2 separate regions of the Homo sapiens genome follow, and region 2 is linked to region 1. A link is a loop called in an ENCODE intact Hi-C map of the cell type or tissue named here. Cell type or tissue: endothelial cell of umbilical vein. All regions are shown on one strand. Links, peaks and the distances in the headings refer to the core of each region. The heading gives the core; the rest is flanking DNA.

Region 1 (12,040 bases), core at 2,035-10,034:
TCCCAGCAACTACATAAAGCCTCATGCAGAGAAATGATTCAGAGCCTATGTCATCCTCACAACAAACTATTTAAATCTCTTTTGTAATCTATATTTTTACATATGGTATGGCATTGATTTAAGCTGAAATGAATAGTGTGGACAGTGTTCTTGAGTTAGAATGAATAAAAATATTCCCCTAAATTAAACAATGTACATACACAGATAAACATGGGAATGGACAAAAGCGAAAGAATTGACTTTGAAAAGTGATCTTAGCATGGACAGAGCTAGAGTGCAAACTGTCAAACTTATCTGACAGAATCTGACTTCCCAGTGAGTATAACAAGACCACCATGTTACTTATAAGGCAGGTTGATGATAGCACCCTGGAACTATGGTATCTGATTTGATCCAGTATCTCCATACATACACATAATCATAGGCTAGTATTTAGCTATAACTTTTTGATACATTTCAGTTCCATGTCACATCAACCATTTCCTAGCCTTGATGGCTAATTCAATGTTCCTTTAACACATTTTTCTGGATGGAGTTTTATGCTTATGTAGGCTTGAGGATTCAATGTAAATGGTTGGCACATGTTATACGAGAGGACGAAAAGATATATTAAATTCATCTATGTTTGGATGTATATTAGAGATAGCAAATGATATTATAGAATGTTTAGTTTTACAACTCTACTTTATCTGAGTCATAAACTTCTTAAAATTTCTTTTTCAGTTTAAGCTTTCTATGCTTTTATTCAACCCCAAGATAATTTTCTTCTAAGATTAAGGAAAATCTATTCAGCTGTTTTAAAGCTAAGTGAATGTGAAAATTACATATTTTTTATCATCATAGGAAAGGCAATCTATTGTAATAGCTTTCTCAGTAAAACGCAAAAAGGCTTCTTTTGAAAAAGTTCCAATCCAAATACAAATGATACCAGATAGAATAAAAACTATCTTGTCAGTATGTGAGGAAGAAAAAAAGTTCCCAAATTTCTACTTAAAAAAAATCCCATTGTCTGAACTCCCGATACTTAGAAATACAAATCAGTGAGTGACTTTTTTAAATAAGCATTACTAGAGGTGCTATTGTCTCCACAAATAAATATGTACAGGAGCCTTTTGCCATTATGTTAGAAGGACTGATAGTAAGTGCATCAAGAAAATGTGAAAGATGAAAATGAATAGTGTAATGCTTATTAAAATTTTAAAGATAAAAAGGATCTTGGTGTTCATGGGGTTTAGTTGTCCTGAAAATTGATTATAATGTGAAGTACTTGGAGGTCATGGTGTTCTTTACAGAACTCTTAATTACTGATGTAGTGCACCAGTGTGACAATCATGATTGTAATTTTTGCAAGTGAGATAACATGATATTTACTGATATTAAATAAGGAAGCAGAACTGAATATTAATGTTTTAAGACAAAAATATTATGGGCAAGAAACAAAATTACAACCATTTTATTTATTAGCTTAATCTTTTTCTTTAAAAAAAAACATTTAAATCAAGTGTCTGAATACCTTAGTTAAACTCAGAAAATACAACTTTCATTGAAATTATGTTTAATGACTCTTATGTAGCTCAATTCTCGAATAGTTTTTAACACACAGGAGTGATTGTCCTTTTCATGGCCATTTACTTCCCTACTCTGTCTCTCAGAAACACCAGATAGATTATTGCAGATGTGACTAGACAGTGACAAGGAACTCACTTTTTATACAAAAGTTAGAGGCTGAAAAGTAAAAATTCAAGTATCCTCATTATTACTTCTACCCCCTTATTCTTGGACCCATTTATTTACATACCTGCATTGGTTTAAGAGCTGTCCACATCCTAAAGAGTTGTGACCACTCATCATGGGGTATCACTGAGCTGCTGGCATCTAACATGCACCTTTAAGAGGCCAGTTTATCACTGTCAGCTGGCAACTTCTGGAGTTACATGGTACAGTGGATCCCATGAAATAGGCCCATCTCTCCTCTACATCTTCTTTGCTGAAATCCTGGGTAGCAATTTTCAGGGGTTTTTTCTGTCCTTTTGATATAGGAAGGAGAGAGGGAAATACTGGGTAGAAGAGGGTGGTTCCCCGGCAAAGGCCCCATGCTCATGCCTGGAGACTGCGGTTCTAAATGGGAACTGGCATTTCTGTTTTCGTGCCCAAAATGTTGCCTTTTGGCTTGCCATGCCTCCCATCCTGTGCCTATATAAACCTGAGACCTTAGCAGGCACACACACAGGTGGCTGAACATCCAGAGGAGCAGAGGAACAGAACAGCAGAGAACAGCAGAGAGTGGTGGAGAGTGGCAGAAAGCAGCAGGGCAGCACGCCAGAGAAAAGGAGGGGTGTCTAGACACCCAGAGGAGTTCGGCTGGGGCAGTCGGTGAGGGGTTTGGCTGTTGGAAGTTCCAGCTCCAGGGGAGAATCACCTTCTTACTCCATCTCCCTGCTTCCAGCTCCCCATCTATCCTGCTGAAAGTCACCTCCACCATTCAGTAAAAACCTAGCATTCATCTTTGGAGTCCATGTGTAACTTGATTTTTCCTGGATGCTGGACAGAAGCTCAGGATCCAGAAAGCTGTCACACTGGCCCTCTGCCCTTGCAGAAAGGCAGAGGGTTAATTGAGCTGATTAATACTCAAGCCATCCTCAAACGGCAAAGCTAAAAGGGCACATTGTAACACGCGCCCACCTGGGCTCCTTCACCTGCCAGTCTGTGTGCTCCCCCTCTTGCAAGGCGTTTGAGCAGCCAGGCGACTCAACAGGCGAGCCACACCCTGTCACATTTCCTGCCGGGGGAGTCAGGGAACTCTCCCATTTTACTTTCTACTACCATAACTCGTATCTTAGAATCAAAGGATTAGTGTGGAGATTCTGGTGACTGTTAGGTATGTCTATATAAAACGCATGTTTGAAAACAGGAAAGTGGCATACAGGTAGATCGGCTGAGCATAGTGAACCTAATTCTATAAAATCATGTCTTACCATCACTCCTGACCGTCAGAGGACAACTGCAACTGAGCTCTCAGTCATGAAGCCATCTGGTTACCAGTTTTGATTTTTGTTGTTGTATAATTTTTATTTGTATTCTTTTTTGAAGGATTACTTTATAGACCTTTAGTGGAGTTCTAAGGATGCACCTTTACAATATAAAGATACCCTCTTGCTACTTACCCTTCATACTTTGCATTTCTTATTCTCCTCTTAATTACCAACTATATAAAACAACCTGTAAAAGTGGATATTATTCTCTGTAGAAAAGTTTGTGAAAATAAAATATTTGACTTCACATGTCTTGCCTTGAGATGCAGAACTAGAACAACACAATAAATAGAATAAGCTACTGCTATGGTTTCAATGCATATATTTTTCCAAAATTCTTAGATTGAAATCTAAGACTTAATGTGATAGTATTAAGCATTGGGGCCTTCTGTGAAGTGATTAAGTTAGGTAGGCTTTACCCTCATGAATGGATCAGTGACCTTATGAAAGAACTGGAGGGATTTAATTAGGTCATTTTGCCCTTTTGCCTTCCACCACATAAGGACACAGCAGGAAGGAACAGTATAAGAACTGTTGACAGTTCTGTTGACATCAACTTTGCCAGCCCCTTAATAGTGGACTGTCTATTTCCAGAACACAGAGAAAATTAATTTCTCTTACTTATAAATTACCTAGTCCGAGGTATTTTGTTACAGTAGCATGAACAGTCTAAGACAACTACTTAGCAATATTAGTATTGATTCTAAATGTCATAGAGAAGAGTTGCAGTGTTTATTCTTAATGAGATTAAAACCAACAACATGAATTAGCAAGATACTACATATTCATCATCACCATTCTCTCCTTCAGTTTTAAATCAGCTTTAGTAAAATATAATTTACAAACAAATCCTCCAACTTTCAATGTTTGATTTGATGAGCTGTGTGTATAATAATAGAAACACCAACACGAATATGATATAGAATATTTCCATTAACCCCCACATTTTTATGTGCTTTTTGACAATCAAGGTCACTTCTCATCTCTTACCCCCAACAACCACTTACTTGCTTTCTGGCACTACACTATTGACATATTTCAAACTTTATATAAATAGAATAAAGAATATATAGCAATAATAATTGGCTTCTTTCAAATGGGTTTTTAGAGTTTTCCATTTTTTATCTGTTATGAACAATCAACGATAAGCATTTGTAAATATGGCCACCTTTGCACACATATACTTGTCTTTCAGGGTACATATTCAGTAGAGGAATTGCAGCATAGATAAATTATTTTAATTTTAATATATCTTGACAAAAATGGCTTACAGATTTATGTTCCTAAAAGGTGATCTAAGAACAAAACTTTGTAGAAAAAGCAAATTTATAGCAGTGTCAGATAATTATTTTCTTACCCACTCAGGGAAACTTGATATTATCTGCCTTAGTTTGGGTCCTGCAAAAGCAAAGCCTGAATAAGAGATTAAAATGGTGACATTTTATTTGTTATGGATGAACCATGGGAAATTAGAATAACTAACTTATTTTATAAATAATAAAAGTGCCTGGGAAAGGGAGGCAGGTGCTGGGTGGAAACACAGAAGAGAACAGAGGCAAAGCAACACAACATCAGTCATTATCAGCCTGACCCCTCTTCACAACTAGCCTCTAAATAAATAAATATCTTTCAGCTGATAAACTTGGAAGGTTTGCACACATGAACTGCACCTTGTGATAGTGCCCAGAGGGGAGAACAAACAAATTTATCCATAGTTTTTTTGTTTTTTTTTTTCCTGTTTCTCTGCTTGCTAAGGTTCTCCCCACCAGGAGCTGATTCTCAGTAACTTACAGTTTGCGTTAGCCTGCTCCTTGGCAGGCACTCTGGAAGCAAAATCTCAGGGCCCTCACTGCAGCATTTTCTCTGAGTCTGAAAGCTGAAAGACTCAGCCAAGATTTGCTTAGTTTGGTATCCCAGTGGCTGCAAGATAAAAATTTTCCTTTGAGAATCATCAATAACCATTTATTGTCCTGAGAGAAAGAACGAGGTGGTGCAGGGAAAGTGAAAATGTGCCCAAGATGTATGTTCAATACATTAAATGGATGAAGACTTACACCTGCTGTTGGTTTAATTGATTGATAGGGAGGTTGAACATATTTTCACGTGTCTTATCGCCCCATGTATACATTTTTTTCTAGACTTTTATTTACTTGTGGAATATTTTTTCTTTATTTGTTGATTTTGTAATATAAATTTTGGCTGTTAATTTATTGTCTGCATATTTTAATATTTCCCTTTAGGTTATATTTGTCTGTTGGCTTGCTTATGTTTGAATTTCATTCATGATGTTTTGAATATTACAGAAGTTACAAATGTTCATTTAGACAAGTGTATCATTTATTTGCTGTTAGAAATTTATGAAAAATTATTTTCTGCTGTAACTCACTAAATTTTCTTCAGTGTTCTTACATATTTGTTGTTTAAGTGTTTATTATTTGCATTCTTTTTATGACAGCATATAACATAGGATATACGATTTATATTTTTTCTAAATAGAAAATCAGATCGCCCAACATCGGGTAATTTTAAACTGTTATTTTCCCATCCAATTGAGATGCCATATGTATCATGCACTAAAATTCCATTCTTGAATTCCTTTTTCATTTTATTGATCTATTTCCCCATTGCAGCTTCAAAATTAAGGCATTTCAATGACTACAATTTTTAAACTTGTTTTAATATTTGGGAAGACAATTACTTTTTGCTCTTCTTAAAAAATGTCTTACAACTTTTACTTGCCTTTCTAAGTGAATTTTAGGTTGAGCTTGGCAAGTTCCTTAAAAATCTGTTGCTGGAATATTTATCAGAAAGTATTGAATTTATAGAGTAATTTAAAGAAAATTTAAAAGCCTTTATAAATGTGATTTTTTTTATCTGGAGTCTCAGCATATAAAAAAGATAAAAGGGGAGACATTTGAGATTATTTGAAGGGTCAGACATACAAATGATCTATGAAGAACTTGTGGAACATAGTTCAAGAACCACTTTTAAAATTTCTTTCAGGAAAGAAATGGCATAATTTTTATTTTCTCATGGGTCAGAAATTACTGAGTAAAGATTTCCAAAGAGTGAAAGCCAGGGGAAATTCAGAACAGATGGAGGAAGGAGATGAATCATTCATTAGGAATTTGACTGACGTTTGGTGATATAGCTCTGGTCATTTGCTGAGTGGATGTCAAGATCCCTGTTCCAGTAATAGCCTAAGCATTTTCTGTCTGTGTTTAGGATGAAGACATACACATATCCCAAAAACTTGACAGTTTTTTTTTTTATAAATAATGTAATTAGATAAGCAATATTTTAGGAAACATGATTATTAAAAGTCAAACACCTATTATTAAATGTATTGCAACTATGTGTATTGTAATCACCTTGAGAAGTATTTGAAAATTATATAGAACATGGAATTCAATACCCCACAATGAACCTTACTGAATTCTCTGTGACAGACTGTGTAGAGTTTCAGAATCTCTGAGGAAAAAGGAAGGGTGATAAAATATTACAGACATGCTATCATACTTGGTCAGAACTTTTTAATACATAGGTAAAACTTGACTTTAACTTTGGTATTAGGTCTAAAACAAAGCTTTTTTTTTAAAGGGGGTAAAATTTAAGCTTTAAAAATACTGTGTTGAATGCCTTGCCTTATTACTCTTTTTCGTTTGATTCCCACACCTGAAACTTCTGTCTTGAGTTTGAATTCCATTAACATCTTCTTTAAGTACAAATAACTGGATTCTGTTGTTAGTGGTAAAATTGGAAATGTTGAAGGTGTTGTGGTATTATTGTTCTTTGTAATTATTTTAAGGAGCAGTTTGTATGATATTGTATGTAGAAGTTACAAATACACATAATTTGTTACTCATAACCATTAATCTGCAAATACTACCCAGTTGGACAAACCATGAAAAACATACCATATGTACTTTAACTTTAAACGTCAGTGTTTCTGAAACAGTTACTAACTTTACAATTATTTTCCAAGTTATCCTTCTTGATTGTTACCACCCCAGTTTTTTCTTTTTTTCTGCAACTTGGTGAGGCCTATTACTAAAATATTTATTACTAATAATTACTAAAATTTCTGTTTTTCTAATTGAACCTTGACTGATAAAGATGGCTCTAGGCCTTTCACAATCTTATCTCTACTTACTTTTCCAACTTCATACATATTACACTTATCTTGGTGGTTCTGTTTACACTTCTCTCTCTACCTATAATTGTGAAAATGCTCCTTTTACTTATATCTGCTTGCTGGAATTCCATACATCTTTCATGGCACCAATTTACACACCACTTTCATGAAGATTTCTAAACACTCCAGCCATTGACATTGTCTAAATATTGTCCATTTACAGTCTGCATTTGTAACTTGCTTCTGCTTTCATTGCAGTATATCTAGAAACAGGTAAGACATTACCTGTTCAATAATTTAATTCCTTAATAATTAAATATTTGAAACAACAGCATTGGTATATTTTTTGTAAGCACAGTTTGTTTAATTGTGATTATTCCACTAATATTCAGCACAATACAGGCCTAATAGCTAATTTTACATCTCTTTATCATTATATCATAAAGAAGAATACTTTTTATTTCAAATTTATTTATTAAATTTATTACAAGTTTATTACAAATAATTTATAAGTTTCTGAATTTAATGATAATTTTTTTCTTTTGAATATATTACTATATATGCACATACTTTGTGGAATCCACTGTTTTGTATTATTTTGTTATCGTCATTTCTGTCTGTGACTCTCCAGGAATCCCTGCGACTCTTATAAGTAAAGTTTTACTCTCACTCCACGAGAAATTTGACTATACTCTTAATGTGGCAATATTTCTCTGCTCTAAATTGATCTTCAGTGTGTTATTCTTGTTAAAACTAGGAAAAGTAGGTCATGTTATGAATATCAAAGCAGACATCCTTTAAGGAAGACTAAAGAAAAGAACAAAAAGCATAAAGGTCATATTTTAAATTATTTAATTCAACTGATGGCTATTGTATCTGACAGCACTTATTTTCTACTGGTGGTATGAAAATTACTGAAATAAACAACTACTACAAATAAAATTAAATAAAATGTTTTATATAACTACTACATTCTCTCAACAAGTTTTACTGATATTGAAAAAAATTTACACAAGACTTTAAGGCAAAGGTTACTATTCAGATTTGTAGAGAGTCTCCATTGTACAACAATTTGGAAATAAATTATTCATTCTCTCAACTAAATTACAAAAAAAATATAAATAATTACACAGAGAAAATATAAAACATAAAATAAACAGCAGTGGGTACACTAATATCACTTGAAATCTTTACCTCTGTATGATTAGTTAGCTAATAAAGTTATAGCAGGTCATAAAGTTAGTTTTCTTGTAAGAAATGCATTATTACAAAAGCTTTTACAGAACAGCATTTGAATAAAAGAGGAATATTACTTCCATGGGGATTACTTTCTCTATGTTCACAACTATTTTGCCCATAATTTTCTTTGGTCCGGTTTTGTTGTTATTGTGGTACAAAACACATAATGTAAAACTTACCATCTAAACCATTTTAAGTATACCGTACAGTAGTATAAAATACATTCATAATGTTGTGTAATAATCATCACCATCCATCTCCAGAATTCTATTCATCTTGCAAAGCTGAATTTCCATACCCATTAACAATAACTGTACAGTTTATTTTTTCCTCAGCCACTGGCAACTACCATTATGCTTTCTGACTCTATGATTTTGCATACTCCAAGTACCTTGTATGATTGCAGTCATATAATATTTGTCTTTTTTCTTTCTTACTTCACTTAGCATAGTATACTCAGTTTATTCATGTTGTAACACATGTCAAAATTTCCTTTCTTTTTCAAGCTGAATAATATTATTGGGTATAATAATGAATGGGTAAACAGAATGTGGTATATACATACAATTAATAATATTGTATACAATGAATAATATTGTATCTGTATGCCACATTCTGTTTACCCATTTATCAGTCAATGATTCTTGGACTGGCCCCACCTTTTAGCTATTGTGAATAATTCTGCAATAAACCCAAATGTACAAATATTTCCTTAAGAACCTGGTTTCAATACTTTGAATACAATCATATTTTAAGTTTTTTGAGGAATGACTATACTGTTTTTCACAGTTGCTGTATGATTTTATATTACATATATATATGTATCCCAGAAAATAAAAGTCACTGGAGCGTTGGTGTGGCTATGTAGTAATTGAAATCCTTGTGACCAGTTAGTGGTAATATAAAATTGTACAGCAACTGTGAAAAACAGTATAGTGGTTCCTCAAAAAACTTAAAATATGATCCAACAATTTCACTTCTGTGTATACACTCAAAAGTATTGAAACCAGGTTCTTAAGGAGATATTTGTACATTTGGGTTTATTGCAGAATATATGTATATATATACATCCTAATATATATATATATATATATATATATATATATGTCATCCTAATGGGTGGCTTCTCTTTATACTTTCAATTGCATTTCCTTAATGATCCATGATTTTTAGCATATTTTCATGTGTTTATTAGACATTTTTTTTTTTTAGAAAAATGACTTCAAGTCTTTTGCCTATTTTTTAAATTAGGTCTTTTTTTGTTGTTGTTGTGATTTAATAGATCTCCATATATTCTGGCTATTAATTCCTTATCAGATATATAATTGGCAAATGTTTTCTCCCATTCTGTGGGTTGCCTTTTTACTCTTTGGATAGTGTCTTTTGATTTACATTTTTAAAGAAGTTTCATCAACTCCAATTTGTCTATTTTTTTTTCTTTTCTTTTAGTGCCTTTGGTGTCATATCCAAAATTTTATTGCCAAATCCAATGTCACGAAGCTTTTACTGTATGTTTTCCCACCAGATTTTAGTAGTTTCAGGTCTTACATTTAAGTTTTCATTCAATTTATGTTAAGTTACACATGTAGTGTTCAGTAAGGGCCCAAATAGGTTTTTTGTTGTTGTTTTGTTTTGTTTTTTGGCATATGGGTGTCTACTTTTCCCAGCAACATTTGTCTGATAGACGTGGTCTTTCTCCATTAAACTGTCTTGAAACTTTTGTAAAAAATTACTTGACAATATATGAGAGGGCTTATTTATTGATTCTTTATTGCATTTCATTGTTCTATGTGTCTTTATGCCAATGCCACAACGCTTTGATTACTGTAGTTTGTAGTAAGTTTTGAAATTAGAAAGTGTGAGTTTTCCAGGTTTGTTCTTTTTCAGGAATGTTTTGGTTTTTGGAGTGTCTGAGATTTTATGTGGATTTTAGTAAGGGTTTTTTATTGCTACAAAAAATGTTATTGATATTTTAATAGGGATTGCATTAAATGTATAGATTGCTTTGGGTAATATTGACAACAATATTAAGTCTTCCAGTCCATGAAAAGTAGATATGTTTTCATTTATTTATGTCCTCTTTATTTCAGCAATGTTTCAAAGTTTTTGATCTATAAGCTTTTCACCTCCTTGGGTTAAGTTTATTCTTAAGTATTTTTTTATGCTATTGTCAATGGTATTTTTTTCTTAGTCTCCTCACAAGGTTTATTGTTTGTGCATAGAAGTGTAATTTGTGTGTGTGTGTGTGTGTGTGTGTGTTGACTTTGCGTTCCGCTACTTTGCTGAGTTTATGTATTATTTCTAACCGCATATGTATGTGTTTGTGTTTGTGTGTGTGTAACACTTAGAGTTTTTTATATATTAGATAATATAACCTATGAAAATAGATAATTTTACTTCATTCTTTCCAATTTGGATGACTTTATTTCTTTTACTTGTATAAATGCTCCAGCTAGAATTTCCAGTGTTGTGTTGAATGGAAGTGGCAAAAATGAGCATACTTGCCTAATTCCTAATCTTAGAAGAAACACTTTCAATCTTTCATTACTTAGTAGAATGTTCATTGTGAGATTTTTGTATGTGACTTTTATTATGTTGAGGTAGTTCTGCTTCTACTTTATTGAATGTTTGTCCTATGTAAGGGTGTTAAATTTTGTCAAATACTTTCTCTGCAACAATTTAGAGTATAATGTGCATTTTCAAAATTCTGTTAATATGGTATATTACATTGATCAACTTTTGTGTATTTAACCATTCTTGCATTCTGGAAATAAATCCCATATTGTCATGGTATATAATACTTTTAATATGGTGCTAAATTCAGTTTAATAGTATTTTGTTGAGAAGTTTTACATAAATATTTATAAAAAACATTGATTTTTTTTTCTTTAGTGTATTTGGTATCACAATAATGCTAGCCTCATAGGATGAATTAAGACATGTTCCCTCCTCTTCAATGTTTTGGAACATTTTGAGAAAATATTATGTTCTTGTTTAAGTATTTTGTAGACTTCACCAGTGATTACATCAGGTCCAGGGCTTTGCTTTGTCAGAAAATTTTAAATTGCTAATTCATTCTCCTTACTTTTTTTAGTTTTATTCATTTTCTTTTTATTTCTTCATGATTTAGTCTTGATAAGATTTGTGTCCTGGGAATTTATTCACTTTATGTAGGTTATCCAGTTTTTTGGCATACAATTGTTCATAGCACTCTCTTTTGATCCTTTTTAGCTTTATGGAATAAGTATTAGTCTTCCCTCTTTCATTTCTGACTTTAAGTCTTCTATTTTTTTATTTTCTGTAACTTGATTCTTCTGTCTCTTTTTAGTCCATCTGGGTAATGATTTGTCTGTTTTGTTGAACTTTTCAAAGAATTATCTCTGGGTTTCATTGATTTTCTCTATTTTTTTCTACTCTCTATTTAATTTGCCTCTACTCAGTTCTTTTATTATCTTTACTTTTCGTAACTGTGGATTTAATTGTTTTGCTTTTACTATTTTGTTAAACTGTAAAGTTACATTGCTGATTTGTGATCTCTCTCTCTTTTTTTTTAATATAAGAATTAAAAGCTGTAAATTTCCCACTTGGCACTGATTTTGCCATGTCCCATAAGTTTTAGTATGTTATGTTTTTA
Region 2 (12,040 bases), core at 1,413-9,412, 56 kb after region 1:
TTTCTGAGAACATCAAGAAGAATAAATACTAAAAAGCTATACTTAGGCATATTATATTTAAACTGCAGAAAATCAAAGACAGGAAAAAATGTTGAAGGAAGCTAGAGAAAAAAAAAATGCCCTTATCTACAGAAGAACAAGGGTAGGAATTATATTGGATTTTTCTTCAGAAACCATTGCAACCAAAAAGAGAGCGGAGTGAAATATTTAAAGTGTTGAAAGAAACAACCATCAACCTACAATTCTGTATCAAGTAAGATTATTCTTCAAAAGTGATAGAGAAATAAAGTCTTTCTTAGTAAAACAAAAACTGAGGGAATTTGACAGTAGATTTGTCTTGCAATAAATGTTTACAATGGGTCAGAGAGAAGAAAATCATATTGTTCAGAAACTCAGATCTACATAAAGAAAGAGGGTTCAAGAAGAAATAAAAAAGGTAAAATATAATTAATTATTACTGCTTTTGATATATCCCATACATTTTGGTAAGTTGTGTTTCCATTATCATTTGTTTCAATAAATTTTTAAATTTCTTTCTTATTTTTTCCATGGACCTACTGGTCATTAGGGGTATATTGTTTAATTTCCCTGTATTTGCGTGGTTTCCATAGTTCCTCTTGTTATTGATTTCCAGTTTTATTCCACTCTGATCAGAGGAAATGTGATTTCAGTATTTTTTAAATTTTTTAGGACTCGTTGTGAGGCCTAACACATGGTCTTTCCTTGAGAATTATCTGTGTGCTGAGGAGAATAATGTGTATTTTGCAGCTGTTGGATAAAATGTTCTTCAAATATCTATTAGTTCCATTTGGTCTGCATTACAGATTATGTCCAAAGTTTCTTCGTTGATTTTCTGTCTGGATGATCTGTTTAATGCTGACAGTGGAGTGTTTACTCATCAACTATTGTTATATTGAAATCTATCTCTCTAATAATATTTGCTTTCTATATCTGGGTGTTTGTAGGTACGTATATATCAGCATTGTGTATATATATTAGAATTGTTCTATCTTCTTCCTGAATTAATCTCTTTATCATTACATAATGACTGTCTCTTTTTATATATTTTTTTGCCTTGAAATCTATTTTATCTGATACAAGTATAGCTACTCCTGCTTTTTTTTTTTTGTTTTTTGCTTTCTATTTGCATGGAATATCTTTTTCCATCCCTTTATTTTCCATCTCTGTGTGTGTTTATAGGTGAAGCATGTTTTTTGTAGGTAGCAGATCATTGGAACTTGATTTTTATCCATTCAGCCACTGTATGTCTTTTGATTACTGAGTTTAGTTTATTTAAATTCAATGCTATTATTGCTAAGTAAGTACTTACTCCTGACATTTTGTTATTTCCTGTTTGTTTTGTTGTTTCTTTTTTCTTCCTTTCTTTCTTCCTTTCTCTGAAAGTGCTTTTCTCTGGTGGTATTTTAACATTTATTGCTTCATGTTTTTGTGTATCAGTTGTATGTTTTTCTGATTTGAGGTTACTCTGAAGCTTGCAAATATCTTATAACCTGTTATTTTAAACTGATGACAACATAGATTGCAAAAACAAACAAAAAAGCAAAGAGATAGCTAATAGAACTTTACACTTTAACATCATCTCCTCACTTTTTAATTTTTTTGTTTCTATTTATGTCTTACTATACCATCTATGTCTTAAATGCTTGCTGTTGTTATTATTTTAGATAGGTTAAATTTTATTTTTCCTACTCAAGATATTAGCAGTTTACACACCACCATTATTGCCTTATAATATTCTGTATTTGTCTGTGTACTTGCTGTTACCACTGAATTCTGTACCTCCTGATGATACTGTTCATTAACATCCTTTTCTTTCAGGTTGAATAAGTCCCTATAGCATTTTTTATATGATGGGTCCGATGTAGATAATTACTTTTGCTTTTGTTTCTATGCGAAAGTCTTTAATTATCTTTCATGTTTGGAGGCTTTCACTGGATATAATATTCCAGGATAAAAGGGTTTTTTTTTTTCTGTTTTGTTTTTTCCTTCAACTCTTTAAATATATCATGTAAGTTTATCTTCTGACCTGTAAGGTTACCACTGAAAAAGTCAGCTGCCAGACGTACTGAAACTCCTTTATTTTTCTTTTCTTTACTCTTCCTGTTTTTAGGACATTTTTTGTATCCTTGACATTTGGGAGTTTGAGCTTTAAATGTCTGGACATGGTGCTATTTGTATTAAATCTGTATTATAACCTTCTTTTACTTGAATATTTATATCTTTCTCTAGATTTGAAAATTTCCCTGTTATTGTCTCTTTGAATAAACTCTCTTACTCTGATCTTTCTCTCTACCTTCCCTTTGAAACCAATAAATGTTAGATTTGCCCTTGTTTGAAAAAAAAGGTTATTTTTCAAATCTTGTAGCTGTGCTTCCTTATTTTTTCTTTCTTTTTTTTTTTTTTAATTTTACTTTAAGTTCCAGAATACATATGCAGAACGTGCAGGTTTGTTACGTAGGTATACGTGTGCCATGATGGTTTGCTGCACGTACTGACCCATCATCTAGGTTTCCTCCCCTCACCCCCTCCCCGCAAACAGGCCCCAGTGTGTGTTGTTCCCCTCCCTGTGTCCATGTGTTCTCACTGTTCAACACCCAATTATTAATGAGAATATGTGGTGTTTGGTTTTCTTTTCCTGTGTTAGTTGCTGAAGATGATGGCTCCAGATTCATCCATGTCCCCGCAAAGGGCATGATCTCACTCCTTTTTATGGCTTCATAGTATTCAATGGTGTATATGTACCACGTTTTCTTTATCAAGTCTGTCATCAATCAGCATTTGGGTTAGTTCCATATCTTTGCTATTGTAAACGGTGCTGCAATAAATACACGTGTGGATGTGTCTTCATAGTAGAATGATTTCTATTCTTTTGGGTATATAAATCTAAATCCCAGTAATGGTTTTGCTGGGTCAAATGATATTTCTGGTCCTTGATCCTTGAGGAATAGCCGAACTGTCTTCCACAATGGTTGAACTAACTTAGGTTCTCACCAACAGTGTAAAAGCATTCCTATTTCTTCACAGGTTCGCCAGCATCTACAATTTCTTGACTTTTTAATAATTGCCATTCTGACTGGCACGAGATGGTATCTCATTGTGGTTTTGATTTCCATTTCTCTAATAATCTGTGATCTTGAGCTTTTTTTCATATGTTTGCTGGCCATATGAATATTTTCTTCTGAGAAGTTCCTTTTCCTATCATTTGCCCACTTTTGGATGGGGTTGTTTGTTTTTTTCTTGTAAATTTGTTTAAGTTCCTTGTAGATTCTGGATATTAGACCTTTGGCAGATGGATAGATTGCAAAAATTTTCTCCCATTCTGTAGGTTGCTTGTGTCCACCACAGCTGGGAATGTGCTGGATCATGCCTGAAGCCAGCACAATACTGGGTCTTGCCCAAGGCCTGTGGTGACTCCTGCCTGATTATCATTGATATTTATTCAAGGTTCAAGGGCTTTTTCATCAGCAGGTGGTAAGTTCTGCCAGGATTGGCTCTTTCTTTTCCGTTTCCTTCTAGCCCAGGGTGGGTCTATATATTTCATTCAAGCATTATGGATTGGAAAGGAGGCTTCAGGACCCTGCTTGGTGCTTTATTTTACTGTGGCTAAATTGGCATCCAATTGCAGTATAAAGGTCTTCTTACTCTTCCCCTTCCTCCAGAAGCTGTTAGCTGTGCTGTCTGGAATTGGAGGAGAGGTGATAAAAGGACTCCCTTGGTCACCCCAACTCAGTCTGACCAGGTCATTTACATCCCAAGTCCACTGGCTCTGAGCCCAGCACAGCATAAGAACATGCTGAGGAATTGCAGTCTTTGTGGCCTAGACTGCCTTCCAAGTTTGTTTAGAACCCAAGAGCACTTTAGCCCATGGTAGTGGGGCTAGTTGGAACTCAGTTCTGGGCTGCTGGATGGGCAATTTCCCTCTGGTTGGGATGGCCTAAATTCTCCCTTTGTGGGCACTGGCTGAGTACTGCCTTGTGTTGCTTTCCACTTTGACAGGTCAACAATGAGCACTAATGCAAAGTCCCACAATCACTGCACCTTCCCTCTCTAAAACACACATTCTCTCTCTGTGCCATGCAACAGCTGCCAGGGGATTGGGGAAAGGTGGTGTAGGCAATTCAAGACTGTCTTTCTTACCCTCTTCATTGTCTTTTTTTTCTTGATATGATGTTAAAACCAGGTGCTATGATCACTCACCTATTTTTTTGGTTCTTATGAAGGTGTTGTCTCATGTGGATAGTTGTTCAATTTGGTATTCATGCAGTGGGTTGGGAAAGGGCAATCGATGGAGGGTTCTACTCAGTCATATTGCTCTGCCTCCTTCTGTAGTCTTTCAGATGTGATGTTTGCATAAAATGAAATATAAAAATCTTACCTGTACATTGTCTGCATTTTCAAAAATCCTTACATCCTCATAACCCACTGTCAAGATACATAGTACTACAGCAACTCAAGAGAGTTATTTTATTTTATTTTTTCAGCAATCCCTCTTCCCAGATGCAATCATTGTTCCATTTTTTCTACCATGGATTACTCTTTTTTATAATTTTCTAAAAGCTGAATTATAAAGGTGTTATTTTATGTAAGACATCTTTCACTTAACATTATATTTTTGAGGTTCATTAATTTGGTGTAAATTAAAGTAAATCATTAATTTTTATTTCTTAGTAGTATTCTATTTGCAGTTATACCACAGTTTTTAATTCATTCTATTTATGATGCATATGGAGGCTTTGTGACGACGTTGTGGAAACTGAATTTTGTCACTTTTCTTTGAAGAGTGTTTAATTTCCTTTTTTATCAGGCAACTAACTTGACTATACTGATATTAGAAACTCAGTCTCTTCAATGACAGCACAAATCTGTTAAATGATTAAATGTGTAACTAGGTTATTTTCAGTCATTCCAAGGAATGCATTTTTCAAGGTTTAGTCAGGGATGAGGACATGGTTTATGCTCATAATGTGGTGATTCATCTCTCTGTCTTTCTCATCTCTCTGGCCCCCAACTCATTTCCCGTAGTTGTTGTTGTCCTGATTTATTTCCAGTAGTAAATTGGTCCAGAAAAACTGTGAGATTTCATTCAAAATTTTAGTTCACCTGCTTAGTGTAGACTTTATTTCCTATTAAATCCAATAAAACAGGAGAATCTTGCCTTGCCATTCCTTCTTAAAATTCTTACCTCTTTTTATTTTTTTCTCTTGGTACTTTTCCTTTAACTTCTACTTTTGTTTGTTATTTTTTTTACTTTGTATTTTTTCAGAGTTGTTGGATTATAACTCATTTTCATGAAAGCGTGGCACACTAAAATGTCAGCATTAGCAATAAGTTCAAATTTGCTCCAATGTCTGCACATTTTCTCAACTTAATTTCACTAGTCATAATATTAGATTCTACAGACTAATTCCACTGAGTATACATCACCATGATAATTAAGCATTCAGGTTCTAGAACAATTTGTAACATTCTTTTATAAATCAAAGATAATTGACTAAATTGCATTATATGTGAATTAGTGGCTATTTTATGCACAATTATACTTACAGTTTTTAAAAATATTGTTAATTTTTGTGGGTACTTAGTAGATATACATATTTATAAGGAACATGAGATGTTTTAATACAGGCATGGAATGTGTAAAAAATCATATCATGAAGAATGGGTTATATTTATCCCCTTAAGCATTTATCCTTTGTGTTACAAACAATCCAGTTAATACTCTTTTAGTTATTTTAAAATGTGCAGTTATTTTTGACGATAGTGACCATATTGTGCTATTAAATAGTAGGTCTTATTCATTCTTTCTAACTTTTTTTTTGTACCCTTAACCATTCCCACCTGCCCTCAACCCTCTACTTCCCCTCCCAGCCTCTGGTAACCATTCTATGGTTTATGACAATGAATTCAATTGTTTTGATTTTTAAATCTCACAGATAAATAAGAACATGTTATGTTGTCTTTCCATGCCTGCCTTATTTCACTTAACATAATGATCTCTAGTTCCATCAGTGTTGTTGCAGATGACTGGATCTCATTCTTTTTCATGGCTGAATAGTAACCCATTGTGTATGTATATATATATTACACTTTCTTTATCCATTTATCTGTTAATGGACACTTAGGTTGCTTCCAAATCTTGGCTATTGTGAACAGTGCTGCAGTAAACATTGGAGTGCAGATATCTCTTCAATATACTGATTTCCTTTCTTTGGGGTATATACCCAGCAGTGGGATTGCTGGATCATATGGTAGAGCTATTTGTAGTTTTTTTGAGGAACTTTCAAACTGTTCTCCATGTGGAAATAATAATTTATATTCCCACCAACAGTGTATGAGGGTTCCCTTTTCTCCACATCCTTGCTAGCATTTGTTATTGCCTGTCTGTTGTGTAATACATAAGCCATTTTAACTTGGGAGAGATGATATCTCATTGTAGTTTTGATTTTCTTATCTCTGCTGATCAATGACGTTAAACACCTTTTCATATGCCTGTTTGCCATTTGTATGTATTATTTTGAAAAATGTCTATTCAGATCTTTTGCCCATTTTTGATGAGATTATTAGATTTTTTTTCTTACAGAGTTGTTTGAGCTCCTTATATATTCTAATTATTATTTCCTTGGCAGATGGGTAGTTTATAAATATTTTCTTGCATTCTGTGGATTGTCTCTTCATTTTGTTGACTGTTTCCTTTTCTATGCAGAAGGTTTTTACTTTTTAACTCATTTGTTCATTTTTGCTTTGGTTAACTGTGCTTGTTGGGTCTTACTCAAGAAATCTTTGTGTAAATCAATGTCCTGGATATTTTTCCCCAATGTTTTGTTTTCATAGTTTAGGGTCTTAAATTTAAGTCTTTAATTCATTTTTACTTTGATTTTTGTATATGGCAAGAGATAAGGGCCTAGTTTCATTCTTCTGCATATGGATATTCAGTTTTCTGAGCACAATTTATTGAATAGAATGTATTTATTTCCCCAGTGTGCGTTCTTGGCACCTTTGTCAAAAATGAGTTCATATAGGTGTATGGATTTGTTTCTGGGATCTTTCTTCTGTTCCATTGGTCTGTGTGTCTGTTTTTATGCTAGTATCATGTTTTTGTAGTTATTGTAGCACTGTTTTGTAATTTGAAGTGAGGTCATGTGATTCCTATGGTTTTTTTTTTTTTTTTTTTACTTAGGATAGCATTGGCTATTCTGTGTCTTTTATGGTTCCATGTAACTTTTAGAAATTTTTTTTTCTATTTCTGTGAAGAATGTGATTGCTATTTTGAAAGAAATTGCACTTAATCTGTAGATTGTTTTGGGCAGTATAGACATTTTAACAATATTGATTCTTCCAATCCATGAATATGGAATATCTTTGTACTTTTTGATGTCCTCTTCAATTACTCTCATCAGTGTTTCATAGTTTTTTTTTAATAGAGACCTGTTACATCTTTCATTATGTTAATTCCTTAGTATTTAATTGCATTCATGACTATTGTAAATACAATTACTTCTTCATTTCTTTTTCAGATTGTTCACTGTTGGCATATAGAAATGATACTGATTTTTCTTTGTTGATTTTATGCCCTACAACTTTAATGAATTTGTTTATCAGCTCTAATAGATTTTTGTGTGTGTGTAGTCTTAGGTTTTTCCAAATATAAAATTGTATCATCTGTAAACCTGGATAATTTGACTTTTTCCTTACCAATTTGGATGCCTACAGTTACATTTTATTTGCTATTTTCTTCTCATGTAATCTTAAAAATCCCTTGAAGTAAATATTATTGTTACTATCTCATGACTAAAGTCACTGAAGTTGGAGAGGTAATGAACAACTGTAAAGAAACTATAACACAGATGATCTTTTTACCATAAGCCCTGAAATCCACCTTTTTAAATAGACTATTACCTCTGGTCAATACTTTGTAATTTTTTTCAAAGATCACGTAACAATGGGTCATAATTTGAGATTTTCTGATTCAAAATTTCAGAAAACCAAGGGTAATCAATAGTGTTTTATTTTTCTGTGAGATTATGTGCGTCTGTTTTCTGTATGCTTAATTATGTGAATTTGATGTTTAAAATATTGCAAAATTTGTTTTCAATTTTTAGTTTATTGCTTCCCAAAATCATTTTGTAGGGACACAAATTATGAACATATTTGTAATAGAATATTTAAAAAGAGGTATAGTATTGTTTGTCACTGGAGAGTGAAAAATTACATTACATTATTGTTGGCTCCTAGTGTGTATGAATGTAGACTTTGGAGAAAATAAATACATTTATAAATAAATTTATCCTAGCTACATGTACACGATTTAAGAAAAAAGCTGCAGTCTAACTGAATGTTACCCTAAAATTTAGAACATCCTATTTTCTTTAGATAAGGATATATTTCCATCCTTTTCTAGGATAATAACTTTTTCTTCATATAAAAATATTTATTGAATAAAAGTAGGCTAGGGAGACAATTACCAAAAAAGATGTCTGGTAGTTCAGGATTAAAGAATGAGAACACTTAACAGTGTGATTATTGTCAATATTTCTATAAAATCTCCTATGCACTCTAGCAGTTAAATTAATCCACATCAGACAGAAAAGATAAACAAATGAGGGTGAAAGTAAAAGGAAATTGAAACTAAATGAGGAGGAAAAGAAAAATGAAGAATTTATTGGATTGTATTTGGACTACTCTTACCAAAATTGGGTAATCAAATAAGAGTTTAAATATGTGCATTTTCAAAAAACTGAGGACACTTTAACAGTGTTTTTTTTGGCATAGGATTACCAGATACAATATTTACTAATATCATCTAGTAATTTTTATTTAATTAATTTGAAGTGTTATTTACTTATTATCTGAACCTTTTCCTGCTTAAAATTATCATGTTGTACATGTAGAAAGCAGTCTCAGTTGCAGATGGTTACTACATCAGGAAAATATATTTGGAGGGATAATGAAATTAAAAATTTTAAATATAGATATATAGAAAATGAATAGTACAATTTGAGAGTTACTAAGAAATTTGCATATCCTTTAATAACTACTCCAACACTTGAAATGCTATTAAAACCAATAAAGGATTAATGAATAAAGTTCTTGCTTAACTCTAGATGGCTAAAAGAAAGCAGCACTTGTGACTTGTGAAAAACTCAGCAGCAGGGAAGATGCAACCTGTACTGGGAAAGGGAAGTGAGAGGGTTGGAATGGTAAGATGCTAGAGGTCAGCCTTTCCCTAAAATGAGAGTGAGTGACAAGATACTTATTAGATTTCTCATAAGCACTATGCCAAAAATAATCTTTATTATCTAGTTTTCTCTAGAATAATAGATGGGAATCTTAATGAAATAATATCCACCAACAAAAAACTAACATTTATCTCAAATGTAATATATACTAGAAATTGTTCTGAGCACTAGACTCGAGATATATTTTATCAATGCTGTACACTGAGAGTTTAGGCCTGTGCTTCTTAACTGGAGGTACTCAGCAGCTTGCCAGAAAGATATGTGTATCAAAATAGAAATGTTGGCATGTTAGCTCTTCCCAGAACCTCAGTATATTTAAGTTTCAGGGAACGTTTAAAGTCCAAGTAATTTGAAATGAGAAAAATGGTAAAAGAAACATGCTAACAAGAATGGAAAAATGCCTTAACTTTTTGTGACATTAATATACTTTAAAGAGCTTTTAGTTTGCAGTGGGATGCTTTAGACTAAGATTCCCCTACACACACACACACACACACACATACACACACACAGTGGCGTGTGCATGCACCTGTGTGCACACATATATCCCATTATTACAGGATACTGTGCTTCAACTAGAGGATTATTTCATTAAAAAATTTGCAAATTATTTTCAAACTAATTTCACAAGTAGCAATTTAATTGACTTTAAGCAGAATTTTATCTTTTCGTATTTAAAATATGTATTCAATACATATGTCGAAATTGCTCCCTCAAACAATGATGCACCTAACAAAGATAATGCAAACATACAATCTCCTGAAAATATTTTATGTATTAGAATAAGGAAATTAAGTATTCCCCAGTGTATTCAAATTTCTTCCATTAAATAGTAAATCACCATTGAATTAGATCCTGCAAGTAAAACAGATGGCAACAATAAACTGTTGTATCAACACATATCACATGGAAAAGGTTAATTGAAATACACCATTATCAGTTCAGAAAGCAAATATACAATACTAGTCTCAAAACATTAGACATAAGTCAAAGTTTTGGTTTTTTTTTCTACCTCAGTTCTACTAGTATGGTTATATTAATTATAATGGTTTTAGCTTTATTAAAAATAAGCATATAAAAGATTGATTTATTTTAAAAGTAAAATGTTCTTTGGCCCCTTAAAAAAGCATGTTATGCTCATGACATTTTAAATGACATTCAGATATGCTTTTAATCACAATGTGATTAAAGAGCAACTCTCATCTAATGATGGTAACAATTTGTTGATCTGTTTCATGTGCAAAGGCCAATAAAAATACTCAAGCCCAGGAAGTTTCTCAGGCACAGTTTTTTCAGAAAAGCATACAATTTTGTATCTATTCAAAATCACATGAAAAAGATAATGTTACTGTTGGCTGGCTCTTGCCCCCGAAGATTGGAAAAAAAATTGGTAAGAAAGTGGTCACCTTGTCACAAATTTCAACTTTGTAAACAGTACACATCTCAGTTATTTCATTCTTATGTTTCTTTCTCTTTTAATAATTTTTATCTCATTATTTCTTTGTGTATTTCATTTTTATAATTGTAGATAGCTCTATAAATGGAATTATTCTATGAAATTCTCAAAGATGTAAGATTGTAAATAGGTATATTATTTGTTTGTGTGTGTCAGGGTGTATGTTTGTGTGTGTGTGTGTGTTTGTGTGTGTGGTGGGAGGTGGTTTTTAAGCTTAAAGTCTTCAAGCTCCTTATTAACACGTTCCTCATTAACTTTTACTTATTCACATCTCAACTAATATTTACAGCTCCACTCCCTATGGTAGCGACTGACACTTCATAGTTGGTTTAAACTATTTTCAACTAAATAAATTAATATTTAAGTTTTTAATGTGCACCTATTTCAAGAATGCTTAGCAGTACTAGGAAAAATTATATATGACCATGTTAATTAATTATTCACAATATTTTTCTCAAAGTTCTTTTTATATTTTACAATTGCTGATGGAAATTACATGAATGTTCTAGTTGAGCTATAATATTTCACTGTCTAAACCAAAGCATACTATTTTTTTCAAATATGTAGTATTCATCACTCTTCTAATGTTACATCTCTAGTCACTGCACATATATCTGAATGTGGCCCCTATAGATTTCCCAACTACTGCCTAAACTGTCCTCTTAAAAATTAAATCTGTTCAGTCCATTCCATTGCCTAAAAAGGTTGATTTTTTAAATCTGTTCAGTCCATTCCATTGCCTAAAAAGGTTGATTTTTGTGGCAAAAAGAGAGATCTTGTATCTGTTTGTGGGAATATAGATTGGTATAGTCATTATGGAAAACTATAAGGAGGTTTCTAAAGAAATTAAAAACATGAAGTCCTTGCCCACGCCTATGTCCTGAATGGTAATGCCTAGGTTTTCTTCTAGGGTTTTTATGGTTTTAGGTCTAACGTTTAAATCTTTAATCCATCTTGAATTAATTTTTGTATAAGGTGTAAGGAAGGGATCCAGTTTCAGCTTTCTACATATGGCTAGCCAGTTTTCCCAGCACCATTTATTAAATAGGGAATCCTTTCCCCATTGCTTGTTTTTCTCATGTTTGTCAAAGATCAGATAGTTGTAGATATGTGGCATTATTTCTGAGGGCTCTGTTCTGTTCCATTGATCTATATCTCTGTTTTGGTACCAGTACCATGCTGTTTTGGTTACTGTAGCCTTGTAGTATAGTTTGAAGTCAGGTAGTGTGATGCCTCCAGCTTTGTTCTTTTGGCTTAGGATTGACTTGGCGATGCGGGCTCTTTTTTGGTTCCATATGAAACACCAAAAGCAATGGCAACAAAAGCC

What was found. A loop is a pair of places that touch in the nucleus more often than their neighbours do. Peaks named below come from ENCODE experiments on the same cell type or tissue, not always from the same donor. Only the 100,000 strongest peaks of a DNase experiment are listed, where the experiment ranks them.
Region 2: a loop joins it to region 1, with 7 times the contacts of the local background. A loop is called at or near these places in 1 of 110 quality-filtered maps.

Annotation. Positions count from the first base shown.
Region 1 is chr7:119,714,858-119,726,897 of GRCh38, reverse strand. All of the region lies in intron 4 of LINC02476 (long intergenic non-protein coding RNA 2476), which reads left to right. Among named protein-coding and RNA genes, the nearest start is that of LINC02476, 190 kb to the left of the region's middle. In endothelial cell of umbilical vein, for the core only: no CTCF peak of the experiment used is centred there; a DNase peak (open chromatin) is centred at 6,147; H3K27ac peaks cover 2,100 bases.
Region 2 is chr7:119,657,741-119,669,780 of GRCh38, reverse strand. All of the region lies in intron 4 of LINC02476 (long intergenic non-protein coding RNA 2476), which reads left to right. Among named protein-coding and RNA genes, the nearest start is that of LINC02476, 240 kb to the left of the region's middle. In endothelial cell of umbilical vein, for the core only: no CTCF peak of the experiment used is centred there; a DNase peak (open chromatin) is centred at 4,980; H3K27ac peaks cover 1,228 bases.